2 separate regions of the Homo sapiens genome follow, and region 2 is linked to region 1. The links are chromatin loops, found by intact Hi-C in ENCODE. Cell type or tissue: gastrocnemius medialis. All regions are shown on one strand.

What was found. A loop is a pair of places that touch in the nucleus more often than their neighbours do. Peaks named below come from ENCODE experiments on the same cell type or tissue, not always from the same donor. Only the 100,000 strongest peaks of a DNase experiment are listed, where the experiment ranks them.
Region 2: it touches region 1 in a loop (5-fold over the local background); 5 of 110 quality-filtered maps call a loop at or near these places.

The regions. Positions count from the first base shown.
Region 1 is chr1:184,802,431-184,810,430 of GRCh38, reverse strand. It overlaps NIBAN1 (niban apoptosis regulator 1), which reads left to right. Exons shown (of 14, transcript NM_052966.4): 10 at 2,196-2,357; 11 at 4,375-4,485; 12 at 6,739-6,846. Among named protein-coding and RNA genes, the nearest start is that of EDEM3, 52 kb to the right of the region's middle. In gastrocnemius medialis, a CTCF peak has its summit at 4,665 (motif pointing left); DNase peaks (open chromatin) are centred at 3,920, 4,670, 7,169 and 7,500; H3K27ac peaks cover 5,311 bases.
Region 2 is chr1:184,887,564-184,895,563 of GRCh38, reverse strand. It overlaps NIBAN1 (niban apoptosis regulator 1), which reads left to right. Exons shown (of 14, transcript NM_052966.4): 3 at 1,358-1,489; 4 at 5,342-5,456. Among named protein-coding and RNA genes, the nearest start is that of NIBAN1, 83 kb to the left of the region's middle. In gastrocnemius medialis, no CTCF peak of the experiment used is centred here; a DNase peak (open chromatin) is centred at 4,723; H3K27ac peaks cover 2,009 bases.

The sequences.
Region 1 (8,000 bases):
AGTATGGTCCCCAGACCAGCAGTGTCATCATCACCTGGTTGTTAAAAATGCAAATTCTCGGGCCCCACCAATGATCTACTAAATCAGAAAATCTAGGGGTAGTGCCCAGGAGTCTGTTTTAACAAGACCTCCAGAGGTTCTGGTGTACCCTACAGTTTAAGAATCACTGAAAAAGATATAAATTGGCAGCTTGGTTTTATACTTGACATATCATGATGAACATCCTTACAAGTCAGTAGATAAAACCAGATGTCTCTATTTCTTTTCCTTTATTCTTTATGCATATATACACATATATAATTGTGCATTAACAGGATCATTTTAGAAATGTTTTGGGGTTTCTTATTGCAGCCTGTTTTGTTTTACTTGTCTTCACTCTTCCCCTTCCCCAATGCCACCTCCTCCCCTCAAGCAACTCGTGTTAACAACTTAGCATATGCCATTCTGTATTTTCCCCATTCTTATCTAGCACATAAAACACACCCTTAGAGGCTAGACTTTAGATTGTCTGCTTTAAGAAAAATGGGATTATATTTTATACATTACTCTGCTTATCAGTTTCTCTTCCAAAAATACCCCATGAAACTGTTTCCAAGGTAACTGTTTTAGCTCTAAATCTTTCTTTGTAATGGCTGCATGATGTTTCATGTATGGATACACCATGATTTATTCATTCATCTCAATATTGCTGGCATTATGAATAAAGCATAATAAATTAATATTTTTATGTATACACATATATATGTATATATATATACACACACACATATATATGTGTATATATATATACACACACACATATATATGTGTATATATATATATACACACACATATACCCTGATGTATTTATTTCTATAGTATATTCTCCTAAGACAAGATAGCCAGGTTGAAAGTACATTTCTCATGTTAAAAAATGTTTCCATTGCATTTCAAAAAAAAGGATTTAAATTTTACATTTCCACTAATTGTGTATGATAAGGGCTTTCTCCCCCATACTGCTATCAGCTATAGGTGTTATCATTTGATTAAACTTTTGCCAATCTGATAGGAGCAAAGTGGGAACCCATTTTTCCTCTTCTGTCTGCTTAATTGATATTTTTTAAAAATAGACACATTCCATTTGGTGAGGAGCTGCAAGTTCCACAGCATGCTTTTGATCCTTACTTCACTTCAGTGGACCTCTCCATAACTCACTTCATAAAGGGAGCAGTATTTTCCCTTTAAAGCATAATGAGAGTGGGCCCTCTTAAAATTCCTGTTTAGAGAAATCTAGAAATCTAGATTATCTCTTCTGCGTGAGCTGAAAGTCGGACAGTGCATCTTATATTATTCATATGTAACCTGCCTCACTCCCCAGTTCTCTCTAGAGCCTCCATTTTCAGAACCTTTCTTTCTGCCTTCTTCTGCTCCACCCATTCCCCTGTTTATTTTAAACCTCCAGTATTTCCTTTAAAAAATGATTTTAAACTAAGCTTGGAAAACAGAATGCATTCTGTTGCAACAACATTTGTTGATAACACTTTAGGGCTTTAGCAGGTGAGGTATGATGCTGGAAGCCCAATGGCCTCATTGACTGAGTGCAAACTAGAGTAGGAGGGACCCCAGTTCTTCAAACTGGATACCTCTCCCAGTACAGGGCTCTGCCTATCCACTTCCCATCCACTAGCACCTAAAGCAACCTATAGCAGAGAGAAGCCCTGTGGGCCCTGGCAGATCCTCATAGAATTGTGAGGAACTCTGGCTTCCCTTCCAAAGTCCAGGAGTCCAGGGAGCATCCTGACCTCCCTGGCGTTTTTTGAGAGGAGTGTCACTCACTAAAGAAGATTTTGGAAGCCTGGGGGCCCAGCAGCAACCACGTATCAGAGCCTACCTGTCTGGTTCTTGAGCTCTGGAAGTGGGAGATTAGAGTCCATCAACAGCTTACAAAGACTGGAGTCCCCGTGGGTGCACCGCTGGGTCTTCCTCTCATCCAGTTGGTGTTTCTGCTGGTTTCTGTCCTAGCATTACAGCTACCCTAGGAACCCACTGCAGGAGGAAAATAAGACAGTTGAAGGTGTCACAGATGTAGGGATCCAAGTAGTGATTCACTTTAACAACTTGCATTTGATTGCTTAGAATGTATGTAATATGCAATATATATGCAATACCGCTCCTCATTCTGAGGGTGTTTAATGTTTCCCTTCACCAAAATGCAGCATCTAGACCGGCTTATGAATCTTCCGCTGCATTCCGTGAAGATGGAACCTTGTTATACTAAAGTCAACCTGCTTCACGAGCGCCTGCAGGATCTCAAGAGCCGCTTCAGATTCCCCCACATTGATCTGGTGGTTCAGAGGACACAGAACTACATGCAGGAGGTGGGTGTGGCAGGGGCATCCGTGGTGGATGAGGGTAAAGAGAGAGCAGAGAAATGGGTGCTGGCCAGTGAGACCAGCTGCTAGTGTAGCTCAGGGAAATACGTCGCGTCTCTTTAGCCATCATGTTGCGGGAGGACACGTTCTGTCCCTCCACTGGCTTCATCTTCCATCCATGTGGATGAACATCATAGACAAGACATAGCTCAGAAAAATAAAGTAGCATTAATTGATAACTACTTGATTTGTCAAATCAGTGCTGTAACCTTGGCTACACATTGGAATCACCTGGGGGAAATACTGATGTCCAGGCTGGCGTGCAGTGGCATGATCTTGGCTCACTGCATGCAACCTTTGCCTCCCGGGTTCAAGTGATTGTCTTGCCTCAACTTCCTGAGTAGCTGGGACTACAGGCATGTGCCACCATGTCTGGCTAATTTTTGTATTTTTAGTAGAGATGGGGTTTTTACTGTGTTGGCCAGGCTGGTCTCAAACTCTTGACCTCAAGTGAACTGCCCACCTCGGCCTCCCAAAGTGCTGGGATTACAGGCATAAGCCACCACACCCAGCCTATATGGCTACTTTTTGATAGAACTTCCCTACCCTGATTCCTACTGTTTCTAATATGCAGCCAGGATTGAGAGCCACTGGCTTAAATTAATTCCCTAACGTAATTAAGAGTAAACCAATCAATCAATCACAGCTTCATATTTGAATTTCTTGAGTCTACTTGACAGGTTTCTTTTTTTTTTTTTTCATAAGGAACCTTTTCCCCAGTAACAGGAATGAATAGCACAAACTCCTTCCGTATTATAGTGTTTCCTAAATGAATAAGGGGTACGGTCACCAAAGCTCTAAAGGACACCATGCCATTTCACACAGATATTCTGAGGAGAGATTACTGTGGGCCGGACACTGTACCAGATCCCACTTCAGGGAGCTTGAGTGAGACAAATTCTTAGATAAATTCACTACAATGTTGAAGGTATGATAAAGGTATATATTGTGGCCAGGCACAGTGGCTCACGCCTGTAATCCCAGCATTTTGGGAGACCGAGGCGGGTGGATCACTTGAAGTCAGGAGTTTAAGACCAGCCTGGCCAACATGGTGAAACCCCATCTCTACTAAAAATACAAAAAAATTAGCTGGGCATGGTGGTGCACACCTGTAGTCCCAGCTACTTGGAGGCTGAAGCACGAGACTCGCTTGAACCCTGGAGGCAGAGGTTGCAGTGAACCAAGAGTGTGCCACTGCACTACTCCAGCCTGGATGACAAAGTGAAACCGTGTCTCAAAAAAAAAAAAAAAAAAAAAGGTATATATTGGATGCTTTGGGACCACGGGCTTGGGGAAGAAAGGAGAACTTTTTTTTTCATAAAGGTTATGGGCAGGATTAAGTGATACATTTTAGCTAACTAACCCTTGAGTTGTGAGGGATGAAAGAGGAACGAGGAACAAAATTGGGCAACAGTTTAGCAGAAGTCTCTTTCGTAATACTGGACCCTGGTGACGGGAACACAGGCAAAGGTGCAGAGAATAAGATACCTGAACTACTTCTGCTTTCTGACCCATGAACATGTCAGCCACTGTCCCCACCCATCCCTGACCCTGCCTCTCTTCCCAGCCCTGCAGAGAGAGGGAGAGATAAGCTGTGGAGCGGTTTACATCTACTTAAAGTGGAGGTGCCACCAAAAACTAGTTGAAGAAGGCTCCAGCCTCATCCCTTAATCAGTGGCTGCAGGTATCAAAGAATAGGAGTGCCCACGGGAGATGACAGAATGCTTGCTCAGTCCCATGGCCTTGGGTTTTCCAACTTCTTCCTGCTCCCACTGTGACCACGTGACCATTTGTTTCACAGCCCTGGTGATGGGGTGATGTTGCCTTGGGTACCCCCACCGAATAGCAGCCGAGGGGACTCATCTCTGATGGCCCCTACTCTGCAGTCCCACTTAGCCAGGCCTGTGGGTGGTGATCCCAGCCCCTGACTGTTGTCTGTTTCTGTGTCGCTTCTGGTTTCTAGCTAATGGAGAATGCAGTGTTCACTTTTGAGCAGTTGCTTTCCCCACATCTCCAAGGAGAGGCCTCCAAAACTGCAGTTGCCATTGAGAAGGTTAAACTCCGAGTCTTAAAGGTAAAACCGTTCTCTTGTTTGTGGGAAGCATAAAAAGAGAACGTGACCCCTGTTTCTTTTGTAAAGTGGAAAATACCAAGTTCTCTCCTTGGCTCTAATCTTTCCCCACTCCTTTCTCTCCCAAGTCCAGTGACTGTCAGTCCGCTGCAGTTTCTCCAGTGTGACTTCCATGCCTCTTCTGCCATCTAGCGGCCACTGCTGGTCCTCAGCATCATTACCCACAGCTACAGGCCCCGCGTCCCAGCCTTCATAGAGATCCAACTCGACAAACACGTATTAGCTGTCCACTATAAGCACTGCATGGGATGTAAAAGTAGGCAAGGCACAGCCTCTTTCTTCAAAGAGGTTACAATATAGTAAAATCCATTAAACTGGCGAATAATTTATTGATTTTGAAAAATCAGAACCTCATGGCAAAGGAAATACTCCAAAGAAAAGAAATCTACCATATGAAATTGTTTTAAATGTACTTCAGAGTGTTTATTAAAATAGTTTTAATAATAGGAGCTTTCACATATATGTTATATTTTAAAGCCTCTTACCTGATCCCCACAAGAACTTGTGCATTAACTAGAATATTCCCCCATTGTACAGATGAGGAACTGATTCTGTAAAAGCTAATGTGACTTAATTAAGCTCAACAGGCTGATCAATGGTGAGCTTAAGGATAAACGATCATACACCTAGTCCACTAATTTTTTTTACTGCCTTCTAGTTCCCCTAAACATTGCCTTGGAACAGAAGATCAAAGTCCCACAGAGCCTAGGGGTGGTCTCTGAATTTCAGACTTGATCTTGATGCCTCACAGGCAAGAGGAAACTCTAGCAACTAAATCATTGATATTAAAAACAATATTGGGGCCGGGCACAGTGGCTCACGCCTGTAATCCCAGCACTTTGGGAGGCCGAGGCGGGCAGATCACGAGGTCAGGAGATCGAGACCATCCTGGCTAACACGGTGAAACCCCGTCTCTACTAAAAATACAAAAAACTAGCCGGGTGTGGTGGTGGGCACCTGTAGTCCTAGCTACTCGGGAGGCTGAGACAGGAGAATGGCGTGAACCTGGGAGGTGGAGCTTGCAGTGAGCGGAGATTGTGCCACTATACTCCAGCTCTGGGTGGCAGAGTGAGACTCTATCTCAAAAAACAAAAAACAAAAAAACAAAAAAAAAAACACCAATATTGCTCATGATAACACACATAATGATGAAATTGCAATGCAACTAAAAAAAAAAAGATAGTGTCAGTGTCAAATGCTTTAGCGTACAGAAAGAAAGGAAGAAAAAATGTAGAAAGGTGTTGAAATATTAGGACCTCAGGTTTCAAAGAGATTTTGAGTGCCTTTAGTTCAACTTCATATTCAGTGTTCAGCAGGTTCCCTCAAGGGGTGGTCCCACTAGTGCTCCGACACCTGCACTGGCAGGATACTTTCTACCTCTCAGGATAGCCCATTTTAGTTCTTGACAGCAAGAACATGCTTTCTCATGTTAGGCCAAAGTTCTCACCACTGGTTATTCCAGTTCTACCCCCTTCATTCATAACCTTCTTCCACGTGGCAGCCTTTGGTTGTTTGAATAGAGTTATAACTTGCCCTAACTTATTATCTCCAGTATAAACACCTTCATCTCTTTAACTATTCTTCACTTGGCCTGACCATTCTTCTCGCTGCCTATGACTATACTCTTATTTATCTGTGATCCCCTTGAAGTGAGATCCACAATTAAATCCTGGTCTCCATGTTGGGATGTCCAATGCAGAACAGACAGAATCGTCATCTTTCTTGTTCTGGATACTGAACTTCTTTGGTTAACATGTCACAGTGTTAATGGAGCCACTAGCCAGGCCTTCTCTTCCCTTGTTCAAATCATTACAACCCACTGACCCTGGTTTGAAGATGTGGAGTAATAGATGATCATGGTTTCCATGGACCTACCTGGGACAGGAGTAATAAAATACAAACTCACCCCCCAGTTCTATCCCCAACTTCTTTATAATGCAGAACTCACCATTCTGTTTTGATCTTGCCTCAGTTTCCATACCTGTAAAAGGTAAGAGTGAGATGGGTCATTATCAGTTATAACCTGTGCCTGCAGTGTGAGGGAATTACATGGAAAGATCTCTGAGGCCTTGGAAATACAAGAGTTCTCAGACATTAGGAGGAAAAGAGAGGTGAAGTGGGTGGCTGAGTTTTTTGAGTAAACATAAGTCAACAGATTGTAATGTTACTATTTAACATATGTTTCTTTATTGACAGCAATATGATTATGACAGCAGCACCATCCGAAAGAAGATATTTCAAGAGGCACTAGTTCAAATCACACTTCCCACTGTGCAGAAGGCACTGGCGTCCACATGCAAACCAGTAAGGGGATGAGTTACCCTAAAGAGCTTGCTCTTCTTACCTCTGAAGTTCAAACAAGTTCTTTTGTGATGTGTACTGGCAAACAGCAGACTAGACCAGGGAGGGATTGGCAGACATTTTTGTAAATGGTCAGATAGTAAATATTTTAAGCTTCATGGACTGCACTATTTCTGTTGCAACTATTCAGCTCTGCTGTTGTAGCACACAAACAGCCATTGACTATATATAAACAGACTTTATTTGCAAAAACAAGATGCTAGCCAGATATGCTGACCCCTGGACTAGACAAAATCTCAAAGGGCAGTGATCTGAATTTGAGCCAAACTAGGGGTTGACATAGAATACCTAAGGATACCAGGTGTTTCTCATTATAGTATGACTCATAGGTCCAACGTGTCCTCTGAAACTTGACCACTGTATCCAAAAAAGATATTAGCTAACATAATTACAGGATATTTGTTCTGTTAAATCCAGCAATGTTGTTTAATGAAATCAATGAAACCACTTAAAACCTCTACAAACATTGAGCATCCAGTGAGAACCATGATTGCGAGGGTGTGACTTCATCTGTAGAGCAGAGCAATGGGCCAGCAGAGACTGAAAACAGCTCTGGGAGGAGGTATTATTTATATCCTCATGGTACAAATGAGGAAACCTGAGTGGTTAAGCCACTGAGCCGAGGCCACAGACCTGGTGACCACCAGAGTGTGAACCCAGTTCTTGCTTACCTAAAACATGATAGGCACTCAGAAAATGGTATCAAGTACTACTACCACTATTATTATTACTACTTCTACATTTCAAAAATAATCTATTAACCTGAAGCAAGGCCTGCTCCGTTTTGGAGCAAATGATAAAGAGGTTTTTGGAATTTAAAAAAGGGCTTTTTGGCAGCTCGGAGAGTCTCCAAGCACTGGAACGTTAAAATCCTTTGCATAAGTTATTTTACTGCAACATGTCATTGGTCATTTTTATAGTCTGTAAGTGCTGTTTTCCTTCACATCCTCATAGCGTATTAGATATATTTGGCATTTATTTGTGGGGCATATTTCTTTCATAGGAAAGGATTTGATTAAGCCAAGGGATTGACCTTTGGCCTTACATGGCAGAACAGTTCAGCAGCCAAATGATGATGGTGTCCACTGCTAGGTGGG
Region 2 (8,000 bases), 85 kb before region 1:
AAAATAAAAAAGAAGGGGTTTCAAGAGAGAATAAGTGATAAGTGAGTCACATAATGCTGAGAAGTTAACCAATATATTTAGCAGCATGAGTACATAGGGATAAGTGATTGCTTTCCCTCATAAAACAGTGATCTCAAAATTTAGGGAGCTTGTTAAAATGCACATTATGGCCCACAGCTCCAGAGATTCTGATATAGTAAGTCTATCGTGAGGCCCCATTTTTAACAAGCTTATCAGTTGATTAAGTGGTCCAGGTTTTAAGAAAAGCTGCACATAAGAACTATGAAGTTCAGCTTATGCCATGGTTTCAGTTTCATTTAAAGAGAAGAGATTCTCTCTTACCTTTTAATGAGGCAAGATAGGGGACTGCCGCATTATCTGTCTCCTATCTTGCCTCATTAAGCACTGGAATTTGGAAGGGAATTTGTTTCATCCCTTAGATTATTCTTAAAAGAGATTGGCATATCTATTTTTTTTCTGTATAGCTCATTTAAAATTTTACTTGAAAGTAGAGGGGTAAGTTTCTGAAGGCACTATGATTTTTTAATAAAGGGAAAATAGATGTAAACTCAGTGACATGTAAAAGAAAAGAGGCCCATTTGTATATTTTGAAATAATATGAAAATTACACAATGAAGCCGGATGGGAATTATCCTTACACAGTTAATCCAATGGAAGATGTAACTAGGAATCTAATGGAAATGCCCGCACAGCACATATATCACCACAGTTAATAAGAAATCCTCAAACTTTTCAGTAGAAGCGGTGGAACTCAGGTGTTCTGGCTTGATACCTGCTTGTTCTTTAACCAAATAGCAAACATGATCTCCTTGAGTAGCATGGAGAGGGGTCCCCATGGCTTTGGGTTTAGGAAAACCATTGAGAATTGGAGGCAGCATCGGCAGGTGTAATGGATAGGGGAACGGTCTGTTAATTCTCCCGCTTTGCGGGGATTAACCCTGAGTCATGTTCAGGGTGTCCAGGTAGGTATCCACACTTACACTTTCCTGCCTCACTCCCTCTCTCCCATAGAGTTTATCAAGCATTTATTGAGTGCCACATGCATGCAAGGCATAATAACCTTATTACTATAATTCCTTCTACCATATGCTTCTGTTCCTATAGCATAATAGAGGGAAATGAAAATCATAAAAATACCAATAAGACAAATATTTACATTGGGTCAAGTGGAGTAGGAAAGGGAAATTGTGGGGGGAGAGGAGGAAGCAACAGTTTCCCCAGGATCTCAGTGGAAGATAGTTTCCTAAACTATTCCTTGAAATAGCATGGATAACTTTGTGGTAACAAGGTGTGTTATCTTTTGTTGTGATAGTTAATTGTATTCATCTTCTTTAAGCCACCATTGGCGCCTGGAACTATTTTGTATGAAGCAGAGCTATCACAATTTTCTGAAGACATAAAGAAGTGGAAGGAGAGATACGTTGTAGTTAAAAATGATTATGCTGTGGAGAGCTATGAGAATAAAGAGGTAAGACACTTCTTTGTTACTACTGATTCTTACACTGTTCTTAAAAGTTTGGCTCGGTTGATTGGTGTGCCCTCTCCTTCCTACAAGGCTATACTAACAAAATCAGCATGGTACTGGTACAAAAATAGAGACTGATTCATTCAATAAGCACTCATTCATGTAGGTATCTATTTCAGCTAACAGATACTGATTGAATGCCTACTGCATACCAAGTGTTATACAAGGTTCTGGGTATACAGCAGTTGATAAGACAGATGCTTGCCGTCTAGTGGCAAGATAGACTTTGAACAAGTGATTGCAAGTGAGTATGAAGACAGAAGGACCAGTATTTGGCATGGGAGCCTTTCCTATGATCATTCAGCCTTGAGGTCTTTCTCAGCCACCATCCTGACATCTCTGCTCTATGTCTCTGTCTTCCCACTCTGAAGCCCTGTGCATGACAGGTGGCTCAGGAGTTATTTCATAGGTTGCTATTAAATTTGAATCTGCCTGGGTTTTCCTGGGTTCCTAGGAATTCAGAATGCCTCACATACTTTATTTCCATGGAGGTATTTTTTTTTCATTTAACTTTTTTCTGGTTATTTCACTATTTTCCTTGTCTGTAAAATGTGGAGAAAGTGAGATAATGGGTGTAAAGCATTCAGCCCCTGGGAGGACTTTAGTTTTTATTGGTTCCCATTTCTTTCCTTATGTAGGAAGGTAGTGTGGTATAGGGGAAAGAATAGCAGGCAGTGAATTTGGCAAACTAAAGGTTAGGTCAAGTTGTGCCATTAACTAGAAATGAACCTGTTGACAAGTGACTTCTTGCCTTCAGTCCTCAATTAAGCTAAACAGTTAGGTCAAATGATCCCACTATCCTCCCAGATCTCATACTGTACACATTTTTTAGTCTGCATAGACCCTCAAGCTCCCTTTGAAATGAACAGCTACTATTTATCAGTGAACGACAGTAACAGATTTAAAACTCTGCTCTCTGGCCTCTAAGCTCAAGAATAGTCAAGATGGCGAGGTGCAGTAGCTCATGCCTGTAATCCCAGCACTTTGGGAGGCCAAGGCAGGTGGATCACCCGAGGTCAGGAGTTAGAGACCAGCATGGCCAACATGATGAAACCTCATCTCTACTAAAAATACAAAAATTAGCTGGGCATGCTGGTGCATGCCTGTAGTCTCAGATACTCAAGAGGGTGAGGCAGGAGAATCACTTGAACTCGGGAGGTTGAGGTTGCAGTGAGCTGAGATCACCCCAATGCACTCCAGCCTGGGTGACAGAGTGAGACTCTATCTCAAAAAAAATAAAAAAAGAGTAGTCAAGATAGTCTTCACAGAGCACTGTGAGGACTACACCTGATGCTAGGAAGAGGCTTCAGACTGACAGACCAATCTGTTTCCTTCCCATTTCTGATGGAAAATAGAAATAAAATATACTACAAACTTATTTCACAGGCTACCAGGCAAAGCTCAAGTGCTCTCTTGGGTAGACTTACTCTTTTCAACATTTATTAAGCTAATATTTTCTCTGCTTATCAATATTAGGATTTTATTCAACACTTAATTTGTACTCAGCAACAAAGTATCAATACACTACAAATAGTGATGATAATAACAAGACACCTTATGTTTTGTATGACTCATTACAACGTCCTTTCAGAGGAGCTTGAGGAGGGACAGTGTAGCATAATATGGTTCATACTATGGGCTTTGACTCATACCTTTACCACTTACTAGATAGGCGCCCTTGCCTAAGCTATAAATCTTGAGCCTCAGTTTTCTCATCTGTAAAATGAGATCTGCGTGATTTCTTTGCCATGGTGTTGAGAGGAGTAAGTGAATGAATGTACGGAAGCATTTAGCATATGGCTGGGCCTGTGGTAAAGCTAGAGCTGGGTGTGGAGCAGTTGCTGGTATGATTACTACTAACCCATTGGGAAGAAACAGCCCTAGATCTTGTTCTTGGATTTATTAAAGTTTTTCACTGCATTTAACACTAACTGAGGTTTCATTTTGAATCAAATGTTGGTGTTTTTCCTCTTTTCACTTATTTCAGCTTGCTCTCTCAGCTTGCAGTTTGTACATTGCACTGCTTTTTCTTTGTTCATCGTTTTTAACTGAACCTGTTCAAATTGTTAAGATATGGTGACTTAATTTGGTAATAACCAAGTGTTTTTTGAAACTTGGAATTCTTTTAAAGTCCACGCAGTTTGTCATAATTTCTTGAAGTTTTAATAATATCTTCTTTTTTTAATTTATGGAAGTATCTTATAAAATTATATCTAAGAATTATGCATTAAGTACCTGTAAGTCATCTATTATTTTATTTAGAGTCCAATTCTGGCTGGCAATTAAACAGGAAAAGTAAAACATTCTCACTTGATAATCAGTTTCTATTTTGTGTGCACTGGGGCTGGACAGGCATGAATATAAATCCTGGATGTGTCACCTACTCACTGCTGGGCCATGGGCAAGTTATTCAGTCTCTTTGAGCTTCATGTTTCCCATTTGAAAAATGGAGATAACATGTAATGCATAGTACTGTTTTGAGGATTAAGTGGTATAATGCTTATAAAAGCCAATATTGGGGCCTGTTATAACTAGTAATACAATTCACTTTTGAGTCCAGTCTAAATCAAATTGCTTGTAAATCTTCTTAATATCATACAAGTTTAGATTCTTCTCTCAACATTATTGTTTCACTATAATGTAGCTCTGTGGGAGTTCTTAGAGCTGTAAGGTATTATTTCATGGGGAGCCCTCAATTATGTATAGATCCTCCTTCCTGGGTTAATCATTTATTCAGAAGAGTCCTCCAATCGTCTTTCTTAGGATGAATAGGTCAGGCTGCCAGAATTCTGTGTTAGTGGGTATATTCTGGTTCCCTCACATGCTTAAGCAGTTGATTAGTCGTTGTTACAAGTAATTTAGATATCTGAGAGTTTGTTTCATTTGGATCTCTTCACTATCTTATTGCTGCAGAACGTGTTATCGTTACTCTGATTATGTTGGTCAGATCAACATTATTTAGTCATTTCCAAGAGTAAATTCTAGATTTTGGGTCTCAAACTTTCTTAGTTTCAATTCTCAACTTGCCTTTAGATTACTAGTTTCAGAATTTTGCCTTGACTTAAGCCCTCCCGTCAGATGCACATACTTAAATGTTATCTTATCTGCATGTCCTTGTGGGCATAGGTGCTTACCAAACTGCTTTGGCAATGCCCTGTGCCTCTTTTCTGTGTCTCAAATAGCAGAGCTTCTTGTCTGCTGGCCAGCATTTGTTCTGATGTCACAGTGCTGTACTTCCATCTCAACCATTTTGCTGCAAAACAGTTTCACATCTGAGGGCAAAATAGTGGCATATTTTATGCCAACATTTTCATGTTTTGATGAAAATCCATGGTAACTATCATTGCAGCTACGTGTTCCACAGTCTCATTAGTCATCCTATGTGGCCCACATCAGTCACCAAGCATTCTGTGCAGTATTTGTGTGATCGTCACCTTTGTGGTTATTATCAGAATGATTTAGTTGTTAGCATCTGAAATGGCAAATGTGGTGCAGACTTTCAGGGTTACTGAGATTATGTTTTCCACATTCGAGAACATACCTAGGGTAAATCTCCCTGAGATTAGGGACTCTGATTTACCATGTTGTGACTGTCACATGAAAGTATTAAAATATTACCTTGCCATTAGCAGGTATTCAAAACATATTTTTTGAGTAAATGACTATAACTCAATAACATAGTATGGGGATTGCTATCTCTGAATGTCTGAATCTGTCTATTTGTTATATCCCTGATATTTTCCAAAAATCAAATGGGGAAAAAGATATCATTCCTGTGTGCCTTTCCCTCCCCAGGCCTATCAGAGAGGAGCTGCTCCTAAATGTCGAATTCTTCCAGCCGGTGGCAAGGTGTTAACCTCAGAAGATGAATATAATCTGTTGTCTGACAGGCATTTCCCAGACCCTCTTGGTGAGTTGCTGATCATTCTTTTCCAAGGCAAAATGACTAAGCTTCTTTGTTTAGCTGGAGCAGTGTTTCTCTGTGAAGGAGAGGGATTTCCCTCCAGGGACATTTGGCAGCATCTGGAGACATTTTTGTTTGTCACAATTGGAATCGGGGTGCTATGGCATTTAGTGAATAGAGGCCAGGGATGCTACAAAACATCCTACCATGCACAGGACAGACCCTAACAAGGAAGAGTTATCTGGTACAAAGTATCAGTAGTGCCAAGGTTGAGAAACCCTGGGCTAGTCACTCATGTCCCATAGACAAGTGGAAGATGTGATTTCTCTAGTTGAGGAAAACATTTTACCACTTCCATTATTTCTAATCCCATTCAATAATACACAGTCAGTCTCTGTGTTTCTAGCACATGGAAAATGTGCTGTCAGCCAGGTATCTTGAAGCTTTTGGAATATATTGCAGGCTTTGATAGCACTCCACAAGGCAGCAGAAATAAACAGGTAGGGCCCAGTCCATGAAATATACAATCCCATCTTCTAGTAAGCAAGCCTGGACCTGTCAGGGAATACTATTTTTCTAATTTTAGGATGATATGCAACTAAATACCCTAAATAGACAAAAAACCTTTTAATAAGTGTTACAGTAACTCATAGCTACTGTGAAAAAAAAAAGCATTGCATTAATTTGCATATCTATAAATAAAGCTGGGATGCTGCCATGGAAAGATAATTGGGAGATTGGATTTTTATCTAGTTCTGGCTGTGCCACTTACCAAATGCTTTAGCTTAGCCGGCTGCTGAACAGCTCTGGTTTCTGTTTCTCCAACTCAAAAACAGGGCTTTGAACTTAAAAACCTAGAAGGGTCTTTCTAGGTCTAACCTTCTTTGATTCTCATTCATTCCACTTTTTACATGTGGAGAAATGATGGATAATATATAGACTAAATAAGGCAATTCATAGAGATTCATGAAGTGTGGATAATGTAATAACTCCATTTGGCTTTGCATAAATCATACTACATAGTAATTACTTGGTTCTTGAAGAGAGCCCTGGTTCTTATTAACGGACATAATAATTTCATTAGAATTTATGGAGAAAAACATAATCATTTTATCAATTGTTATTTCGGTGCTGAGTGCTTAACATAGTGTTTTTAATAACACAATTACAGGATTGGTACATGGACCATAAACTAAGATTAACAAATTATTACTAAGTAATTCATGCTAAAACAACACTTTATGTGCACTATGCATATTATTATATTTTCTTTTACATCTACTTATATGCCCTTGGCAGTGGAGCTGCAGCTAGAAATGGGAATACCAACATGTTGACTCATCCAAATCTCTCTAAAACTTTCCAATGAAATCAGCCAGAAGAGACAATATGTTTATTGATTTATTGCTGTAATCATATTGGAGGGAATGAAAAGGACTAAAAAACACAAGTCCTGTGTGATTAATCCCAGTTGGCCCAAGGCTTCAGATTGGGGCATTTTAATGACTTTTTAAAATTGTGTGTTGTGACCTTCTGACTTTTAAAATAGAATATTCTACAGTAGATCAGTTGTGATATTCTTGTAACTCAGAAAAAATTCACTGATGGCATCTGGAAAATTGTTGTAAAAGGTTGAGAGATAACTAGAGGCTAAAAGGAATGAATTTTATGGGTTTGTTGAGGCTTTTTAAATGCAAAGGATCAATGTTGCTTTTGGTTGCTTGTACAAAATTATGACATTCTTGGAGAGGGCAAGGAGGATTGTTTGATAGAACCATGTCAGTCAAGAAGACTGACTCTGTGATATTATTTCTACCAGAAAGAATAAAGGCATAATAAAGATGGGATGCTTATGAATAAGTGCATTTCTTGGAAAAAGCACTAGAGGCTTATGAATAAGTGCATTTCTTTTTCTTTTTTCTTTTGAGACAGAGTCTCACTCTGTTGCCCAGGCTGGAATGCAGTGATGTGATCATGGCTCACTGTAGCCTCGACCTCCTGGGCTCAAGTAATCCTCCCACCTCAGACTCTCGAGTTGCTGGGACCACAGCTACATGCCACTATGCCCAGAAAAACAAAACAAGCAAAAAAACAAACAAAGAACTGCAGAGACAATGGTCTCACTCTGTTACCCAAGTTGGTCTTCAACTCCTGAGCTCAAGTGACCCTCCTGCCTTGGCCTCCCAAAGTGCTGGGATTATAGGCATAAGCCACCATGCCTGGCCAATAAGTGTATTCTTTACAGAGTGTTCAGCTAAGTTGATACAGAAAAAAATGCCCCCGTGTTTTGTTAAAGTAATTCACTTGTTTGGCATTTTACTGGTTAGAATCTCATTTACTGCATACAATAAAAAACTCAAAGTTTTATTATCTCACTAAAGATATTTCGATATTAGTTCAGGGCTGGTGTGGACTAAATTTGTCTGAAGCTCAGGCTCTTTCTTGCTTTCTCCCCCTTTATTTCTAGGTTGTGGCCCCTTTTGGCAGGGTCCAGGGTGGCTGCTGAGCTCCTACCATAGCATTCTCATTCCAGATAATAGGGAGGAGAAA